Linked DNA regions of Homo sapiens: region 1 is linked to region 2. The links are chromatin contacts, found by Hi-C or POLR2A ChIA-PET in ENCODE. All regions are on one chromosome and are shown on one strand. The core of a region is the stretch at or near the end of the contact, and the rest is flanking DNA. Distances in the headings are between cores, read along the strand shown.

Region 1 (4,192 bases), core at 394-2,893, 200 kb after region 2:
GCAGTCACGCAGAGGCTGCAGTTAAGCCCAGAGGCTGAGGCTCGTTGAGGGGCAGGCTGGGGAGAGTGAGACCCGGGGCTGCCCAGGCGGGAAGCGGGGGCTGGGGTCCCCTGGGAGGCCTGACAGTGCCCAGCAGGTCAGCGCTGCCCAGTGTGTCCAGTGAAGGGAGTCACGTCATCAGCCCTCACACCACAGTGTGCTGGACGAGGAGCACGCTGCAGTGCAGATGCTGGATGTGGACACAGTGGGGACACATCTCAGGGCTGCGTTGGGCCGGCTGGGAGGAAGGAGTCGGGGCTGGCGGCACGCACCTGTCCAGGGCAGCGGAGCCAAGGCGCCGTTTTATGTTGTCACTAGTCAGCAGCAGGGTCGGGCCTGAAAACACCACCACCAGTAACGGAGCCTGCCTGGGCAGCCCACCTCCAACGCCAACAAGGCACCGACACCCAGCAAGGTACCGACGCCGAGCCAGGCACCGACGCCCAGCCAGGCACCAAGGAGGAGGAAGGCAGTGAGAGTCCACTCCCCAACCCCAAGGTCTGCTCCCCTTGAGCACAACTGCCAAGCCTTCTTCACCTGCCAGTGGGGAAGGGCCTGTGGCCTGATGCTACCTCCCATCTGCCCTGAAGGAGGCCTCGGGTAGCCTCTCTGAGCCTCGGTCCCCTCCAGCACGAGCAGCAGTGGAATCTCTGTGTCCTGCCACGTGTGCAGGGCAGGGAAGGCTGTGCGATGGGAGATAACGTAATTTCCAAAACCCAGATCATCGAGGTGCCAGACGCCAAGAGGCCAGGGTCCCCAGTGTTGACATGCCTGTTCGTATGCATCTTCCACATGGGCACGGCTGTCAGGGCCCTTCTCAACCAGGGGCGCCAGTGTCAGCCCTGGCATCACAGCCACCAGAGGCTCAGGGGAGAAGCTAAGATGAGGGGCTCAGCCTGAGGGGGTGCTGCTTGGCAGTGCCGGGTGGGAAAGGACCCAGAGCCCCATGTGTGGGAAGCAGGGAGGTCTAATTCTAATTAAAAGCTAGAGATCGGCTGGGCGCGGTGGCTCACGCCTGTAATCCCAGCACTTTGGGAGGCCAAGGGATCACGAGGTCAGGAGATCCGGTGAAACTCCATCTCTACTAAAAATACAAAACTTAGCTGGGTGTGGTGGCGGGCGCCTGTAGTCCCAGCTACTTGGGAGGCTGAGGCAGGAGAATGGCATGAACTCGGGAGGTGGAGCTTGCAGTGAGCTGAGATCGCGCCACTGCACTCCAGCCTGGACAACAGAGCAAGACTCCATCTCAGAAAAAACAACAACTAGAGATCAGATCAATGTGTCTCGTGCCTTAACTAGCAACATTTGTTTCTTAGAGGCACACAAAATAAGGGCCCCTCTTACAACTGAACTAGAATGCCCCCTGGGCTCAAGAGACAGCTCTGAGCTGAAAATCCAGCCCAATGCTGGTGCGATGTGCAGCAGCCGAAACCTGCTCACTGCTGTGGGACTGCAGCCTGGTGCAGCCTCACTGGAAGTCAGCTTGGTGGTTTCTTCTACAACTAAACATACTCCGACCACAGGATCCAGCAATCATGCTCCTTGGTGTTTACCCAAAGGAACTGAAAACCTCTGTCCACACAGAAGCACGCACACAGGTGTTTACAGCAGCTTCACTCATAATTGCCAAATCCTGGAAGCAGCCAAATGCCCTCCAGTAGATGAACAGATCAACTGTGGTGCGTCCAGGCAGCGGACGATGACTCAGCACCAAAAAGAACTGAGCTCCAGGCCAGGAAAAGGCCAGGAGGAACTTTGCGTGCACGTGACTGAGTGGGAGAAGGCCGTCTGCAGAGGCTACACCGTGTGGTTCCATTTCCATCACTTTCTCAGAATGACAAAATTATAGAGATCGAGAACAGATCCAGGGCTGCCGGCAAGCCGGGGTGCTGGGTGACAACATGGCAGCCACCTGCAGGGTCTCCTCCGTGACAGAGTGGCCCCGTGTGGTGCAGGTCACAGAAACGGCACCCACACCACACTGCACCACACACACCCAGGAGGGCACGGACGGGCTGCTGGGGCCCAAGGGGTCTACAGATGGCGTAAACGCCAACGTCCCGGCCTCGATGTTACCCCCTAAGGCGCTGCCCGTGAAGGAGCCCTGGCGAAGGGCACATGGGGTCTCTCTTTACTATTCCACAATTTCTCCGATCCTATAATTATTTCAAAATAAAGTGGGTTTTTTGTTTGTTTTTGTTTTGACACGGAGTCTTACTCTGTTGCCCAGGCTGGAGTGCAGTGGCACCATCTCAGCTCACTGCAACCTCCACTTCCCGGGGTCAAGCGATTCTCCTGCCTCAGCCTCCCTGGTAGCTGGGACTACAGGAGCCTGCCAACAAGCCTGGCTAATTTTTGTGTTTTTAGTGAGACGGGGTTTCAACATATTGGCTAGGCCGGTCTCGAACTCCTGACCTCAAGTGATCCTCCCACCTCAGCCTCCCCAAGTGCTGGGATTACAGGCGTGAGCCACCACGCCTGGCTTAAAAAGTGTTTTTTAAAGGGAACTAATTTATGTGACGTGGGACAGCTCCACCGCACAACTCGAAGATGTTTCTAAAGGGAACTAGTTTATGTGACGCGGGACAGCTCCACCGTACAACTCGAAGATGTTTTTGGACATACCTGGAATACTCTGACTGATGTCACCGGAAATGAGTAAGATTTTCTGCATATACTGGGAATATGTGTCATGTAACGACGGTCAAGGCCATCAGACAAGGCAATCCATGCTTTATGTGTTTTAAAATTTTGTTTTGAGAGTAACTTTCATTTATTTATTTTTGAGATAGAGTCTTGCTCTGTCACCCACGCTGGAGTGCAGTGGTGCGATCTAGGCTCACTGCAACCTCTACCTCCTGGGTTCAAGCGATTCTCCTGCCTCAGCCTCCCACATAGCTGGGATTACAGGCATTTCCACCACCACGCCCAGCTAATTTTTGTATTTTTAGTAGAAACGGGGTTTCACCATGTTGGCCAGGCTTGTCTAGAACTCCTGACCTCAAGTGATCCACCCGCCTCGGCCTCCCAAAGTGCTGGGATTACAGGCATGAGCCACCGCACGTGGCTGAGAATAACTTATAAGTATTCGATGTTTATAGTAGCATCTTTCTATATTATAAATTTTTTGAATGTATTGTTTTCTATTACCAAATGTCTGTATCAGGAGGGAGCATTTTCACATGGTTCTGAAATACTCTTGTCACAATATATTGTTTTATAATAATTATACAACATTCATTGCATTTATTATTATTATTATTTGAGACAGAATCTTGCTCTGTCGCCCAGGCTGGAGTGCAATGGTGTGTGATCTTGGCTCACTGCAACCTCTATCTCCCGGGTTCAAGCGATTCTCCTGACTCAGCCTCCCCAGTAGCTGGGATTACAGATGCGCACCACCACGCCCAGCTAATTTTCGTATTTCTAGTAGAGATGGAGTTTTACCATGTTGGCCAGGCTGGTCTTGAACTCCTGACCTCGGCCTCCCAAAGTGCTGGGATTACAAGCATGAGCCACCGCGCCCGACCGCATTCATTATTATTGCATTATTTTGCCAAGACAACACTGAAATTTTTAGCATAACCTTAAACCCACAGAAAACTGACTTCCTGTCTATCATCATGGTCCCTATCATCACATGAAAACTTGTAAATAAAATGTTGCAAAGAATATAGAATAACTTAGAATTTTGAGAGTTCTCAGGAAATTCAATTCCTTGCCCTTGAATCCCCAAATTTAACAGCTGCCAGCAATTTGGAAACACTACCGAACACTGACCCCAACTGAGCCCTGCCCACCCACCGCCGCGTCCCCTCGAAGACAGAGGGCAGCCGGCAGGCGCCCTCCACCAGGCCCAGAACCCAAGGATGGCTGGAGGCTGGGAGGCTCAGGCTTACCGATGGCGCTGAGGGCATGCTCCAGCTCCAGGGCGAAGGCGGTGAGGGGCACTTCCTCTGACACGGGCATCACTGCCACCGTGGACAGGTTGACAGCCGGGTTCCCCAAGTCCCACTTGCTGCCCTCCGTGGGGAGCCCAAGCTGGTGGCCTGTGGAGCAAAGGACCCACGTCAGCTGGGACAGCCCACACGCTCACAGATGCCTCCAGATGCCCTGGGGCCCCCCGAGGCTGCACAGGAGCAACGCAGCAGCA
Region 2 (4,548 bases), core at 740-3,239:
TTTTTGGTTTGTTTGTTTGAGACAGGGTCTCACTCTGTCACCTAGGCTGGAGGGCAGTGGTGCAATCTCAGCTAGTGGTGCAATCTTGGCTCACTGCAGCCTTAAACTCCCAGGTTCAAGCGATTCTCCTGCCTTGGCCTCCTGAGTAGCTGGGACCAGAGGCGTGTGCCACCATGTCCTGGTAATTTTTGTTTTTTTTTTTTTTTTTGAGACAGAGTCTCGCTCTGTTGCCCAGGCTGGAGTGCAGTGGCGCGATCTCTGCTCACTGCAAGCTCCGCCTCCTGGGTTCATGCCATTCTCCTGCCTCAGCCTCCCAAGTAGCTGGGACTACAGGCGCCCATCACCACGCCTGGCTAGTTTTTTGCATTTTTTTTTTTTGAGATGGAGTCTTGCTCTGTCATCCAGGCTGGAAGTGCAGTGGCGCAATCTTGGCTCACTGCAAGCTCCGCCTCCCGGGTTCTCGCCATTCTGCCTCAGCCTCCTTAGTAGCTGGGATTACAGGCGCCTGCCACCATGACTGGCTAATTTTTTTTTTTGCATTTTTTTAGTAGAGACGGGGTTTCACCATGTTAGCCAGGATGGTCTCGATCTCCTGACCTCATGATCCGCCCTCCTCGGCCTCCCAAAGTGCTGGGATTACAGGCATGAGCCACCGTGTCCGGCCCCACATTGGGTAGTTTCTATTGATCTAGTCTCAAATTGCATGGCGAGCACATACAATTCCAGCTGCCCGGGAGGCTGAGGCAGGAGAATCACTTGAATCCAGGAGGCAGAGGTTGCAGTGAGCCGAGATTGAGCCATTGCACTCCAGCCTGGGAGACAGAGCGAGACTTATCTCAAAAAAAAAAAAAAAAAATCTGTTGCTCAACCTCTTTAGTGGATTTCTCATTTCAGTTTTTGTGCTTTTTAACTCCAAACTTTCCATTTCCATTTGGTTCTTTTTTTTTTTGTCTTTCAATTCTTTATTATATATAAAAAATTGTTTTCCATCTTGAAAGTTTTTTTTTTAAATTTTTTTTGAGAGATGAATCTCAATCTGTTTCCCAGGTTGGAGTGCAGTGGTGCAATCTCAGATCACGGCAACCTCTGCCTCCTGGGTTCAGGCAATTCTCCTGCCTCAGCCTCCTGAGTAGCTGGGATTACAGGCATGTGCCACCACGCCCAGCTAATTTTTGTAGTTTTAGTAGAGACAGGATTTCTCCATGTTGGCCAGGCTGGTCTCAAACTCCTGATCTCAGGTGATCCACCACCTTGGCCTCCCAAAGTGCTGGGATTACAGGTGTGAGCCACTGCACCCGGCCTAATTTTTGTATTTTTTTAGTAGAGACGGGGTTTCACTATATGTTGGCCAGGCTGGTCTCGAACTCCTGAGATCAAGCAATCCTCTTGCCTCGGCCTCTCAAAGTGCTGGGATTACAGGCGTGAGCCACCGCACCTGGCTTCACCTTGAAAGTTTTAAAGCCAATGTATCTTCTCTTTCTGAAGATTTGAAACATTTTGTAGACAGAATGGAAAGCAATGAAAATCTACAAAAATGTTTTGAATACCCAAAAGAAAAAGCATCAGATTTGTTTCTGGCAATACCTGTGGTTGAGATGAAGGAATCCATAGCAGAGGTTTCTTCAGAGCCTCAGGCTTGGGATCAGTTTTTGTTGCACTATCAGGTTGAGTGTCTGCGATTACATGTTCAGAGGATCAACCAAAGTCAGAATTTCTGAAGTTGAAGTGAAACTACAGTATACTTTTTTTTTTCCAGACAGAGTTTCACTCGGTTGCCCAGGCTGGAGTGTAATGGCATGATCATAGCACATTGCTCAAGCACATAGCAACAGGCTCAAGCAATCCTCCTGCCTCAGCCTCCCGAGTAGCTGGGACTACAGGTGCATGTCACCACGCCCAGCTAATTTTGTTCATTTTTTGTACAGATGAGGTTTCACTATGTTGCCCAAGCTAGTCTCAAACTCCTGGGCTCAAGGGATCCTCCTGCTTTGGCTTCTCAAAGTGCTGGGACTACAGGCTTGAGCCACCACACCTGGCCCAGACTGTGTTCTTTTTTTTTTTTTTTTTGAGACGGAGTCTCGCTCTGTCGCCCAGGCTGGAGTGCAGTGGTGCGATCTCGGCTCACTGTAACCGCCTTCTGAGTTCACACTATTCTCCTGTCTCAGCCTTCCAAGTAGCTGAGATTGCAGCATGTGCCACCACACCTGGCTAACTTTGTATTTTTAGTAGAGATGGGGTTTCACCATGTTGGTCAGGCTGGTCTTGAACTCCTGACCTCAGGTGATCCGCCTGCCTTGGCCTCCCAAAGTGCTGAGATTACAGGCGTGAGCCACTGCACCTGACCCAGGAGAAGGTCTTTGACTGTGTGGAGCTGGTGATGGATGAGCTACAAGGAGCAGTCCCTGCCATGGGCCTTCGTGGACTGAGGCCGTCAGAGCCTCCAGCAGGTGTCAGTGCAGCTCAGGGAGAGACACCCACTCAGCACCTCCCAAGAGATGCAGACTCATGTCCAGGACCTCGTGGAGTTTCTGGAGGCTGGAAAGGGAACGGGGATGGAAGGCGCTCCAGCACGTGGCCATTGCCCGGGGGTGTGAGCTGGTGATTTCTGCCCTTCTGCCTCTGAGGATGAGCGTAGAGCGTCGTAGTTTTTCTTATTTTTTTTTTCAAGACGGAGTTTCGCTCTTGTTGCCCAGACTGGAGTGCAGTGGCGTGATCTCGGCTCACTGCAACCTCTGCCTCCCGGGTTCAAGTGATGCTTCTGCTTCAGCCTCCCGAGTAGCTTACCTGGCTAACTTTTGTAGTTTTAGTAGAGACAGGGTTTCATCATGTTGCCCAGGCTGGTCTCCAACTCTTGACCTCAGGTGATCCACCTGTGTCGGCCTCCCAAAGTGCTGGGATTACAGGTGTAAGCCACCGAGCCCAGCCTCTTTTCTTTTTTTAAAATTTTTATTTTTTTGAGACAGGGTCTTACTCTGTCACCCAGGCTAGAGTACAGTGGTAGAGTCATAGCTCACTGCAGCCTTGCACTCCTGGGCTCAAGTGATCCTCCCAGCTCAGCATCCCAAGCAGCTGGGGCCACAGGTGTGCACCACCATGCTTGCTTAATTTTTGTATTTTTTATAGAAATGGGGCTTTGCCACATTGCCCAGGCTGGTCTCGAACTCCTGAGCTCAAATGATCCACCCACCTTGACCTCCCAAAGTGCTGGGATTACAGGTGTGAGCCACGGCGCCCAGCCGCCCATTCCTTTTTAAGGCTGAAATGAGTACTGTGGATCAGGATGCAATGTGACTGGTGTCCTTACAAGAAGAGAATATTTGGGCCAGGCACGGTGGCTCACGCCTGTAATCCCAGCACTTTGGGAGGCCGAGGCGGGCAGATCACGAGGTCAGGAGATCAAGACCAACCTGGCTAACATGGTGAAGCCCCATCTCTACTAAAAATACAAAAAATTAGCCAGGCCTGGTGGCAGGTGCCTGTAGTCCCAGCTACTTGGGAGGCTGAGGCAGGAGAATGGTGTGAATCCGGGAGGCGGAGCTTGCAGTGAGCCGAGATCGCGCCACTGCACTCCAGCCTGGGCGACAGAATGAGATTCACTCTCAAAAAATAAAATAAAATAAAATAATAAAAAAATAGAAAAGGAAAGAAAAAGCGCCTCTGCCCGGCCGCCCCTACTGGGAAGTGAGGAGCCCCTCTGCCCGGCCAGCCGCCCCGTCCGGGAGGGAGGTGGGGGGGTCGGCCCCCCGCCCGGCCAGCCGCCCCGTCCGGGAGGTGAGGGGCGCCTCTGCCCGGCCGCCCCTACTGGGAAGTGAGGAGCCCCTCTGCCCGGCCAGCCGCCCCGTCCGGGAGGGAGGTGGGGGGGGTCAGCCCCCCTGCCCGGCCAGCCGCCCCGTCCGGGAGGTGAGGGGCGCCTCTGCCCGGCCGCCCCTACTGGGAAGTGAGGAGCCCCTCTGCCCGGCCACCACCCCGTCTGGGAGGTGTGCCTAACAGCTCATTGAGAACGGGCCAGGATGACAATGGCGGCTTTGTGGAATGGAAAGGCGGGAAAGGTGGGGAAAAGATTGAGAAATCGGATGGTTGCCGTGTCTGTGTAGAAAGAAGTAGACATGGGAGACTTTTCATTTTGTTCTGCACTAAGAAAAATTCCTCTGCCTTGGGATCCTGTTGATCTGTGACCTTACCCCCAACCCTGTGCTCTCTGAAACATGTGCTGTGTCCACTCAGGGTTAAATGGATTAAGGGCGGTGCAAGATGTGCTTTGTTAAACAGATGCTTGAAGGCAGCATGCTCGTTAAGAGTCATCACCCATCCCTAATCTCAAGTAATCAGGGACACAAACACTGCGGAAGGCCGCAGAGTCCTCTGCCTAGGAAAACCAGAGACCTTTGTTCACTTGTTTATCTGCTGACCTTCCCTCCACTATTGTCCCATGACCCTGCCAAATCCCCCTCTGTGAGAAACACCCAAGAATTATCAATAAAAAAATAAATTAAAAAAAAAAAAAAAGAAAAAAAAAAGAAATTGGAGAGCCAGCAAACCGAGAAGATG

What was found. Hi-C counts contacts between places; a loop is a spot of excess contacts on that map. ChIA-PET counts read pairs that join two places held with the same protein, here RNA polymerase II (POLR2A). Pooled maps may share reads with other maps.
Region 1: a loop to region 2 is called in a pooled map, with 2.2 times the contacts of the local background. The contact joins two enhancer-like sites. A Hi-C loop is called at or near these places in 1 of 50 pooled maps. POLR2A ChIA-PET finds 5 or more read pairs at or near these places in 3 of 52 experiments (MCF 10A, RWPE1 and endothelial cell of umbilical vein).

What each region holds. Positions count from the first base shown.
Region 1 is chr9:137,480,649-137,484,840 of GRCh38, forward strand. It overlaps PNPLA7 (patatin like domain 7, lysophospholipase), which reads right to left. Exons shown (of 35, transcript NM_001098537.3): 21 at 3,939-4,088; 22 at 312-375. Among named protein-coding and RNA genes, the nearest start is that of NSMF, 23 kb to the left of the region's middle. RefSeq lists an enhancer at 2,441-3,640. Within about 2 kb of position 1,644, at least 9 of the 41 ENCODE cell types and tissues checked have a DNase peak (open chromatin) inside an H3K27ac peak, as active enhancers do.
Region 2 is chr9:137,284,667-137,289,214 of GRCh38, forward strand. No RefSeq gene overlaps it. Among named protein-coding and RNA genes, the nearest start is that of TOR4A, 9.2 kb to the left of the region's middle. RefSeq lists a silencer at 2,104-2,203 and an enhancer at 2,504-2,553. Within about 2 kb of position 1,990, at least 2 of the 41 ENCODE cell types and tissues checked have a DNase peak (open chromatin) inside an H3K27ac peak, as active enhancers do.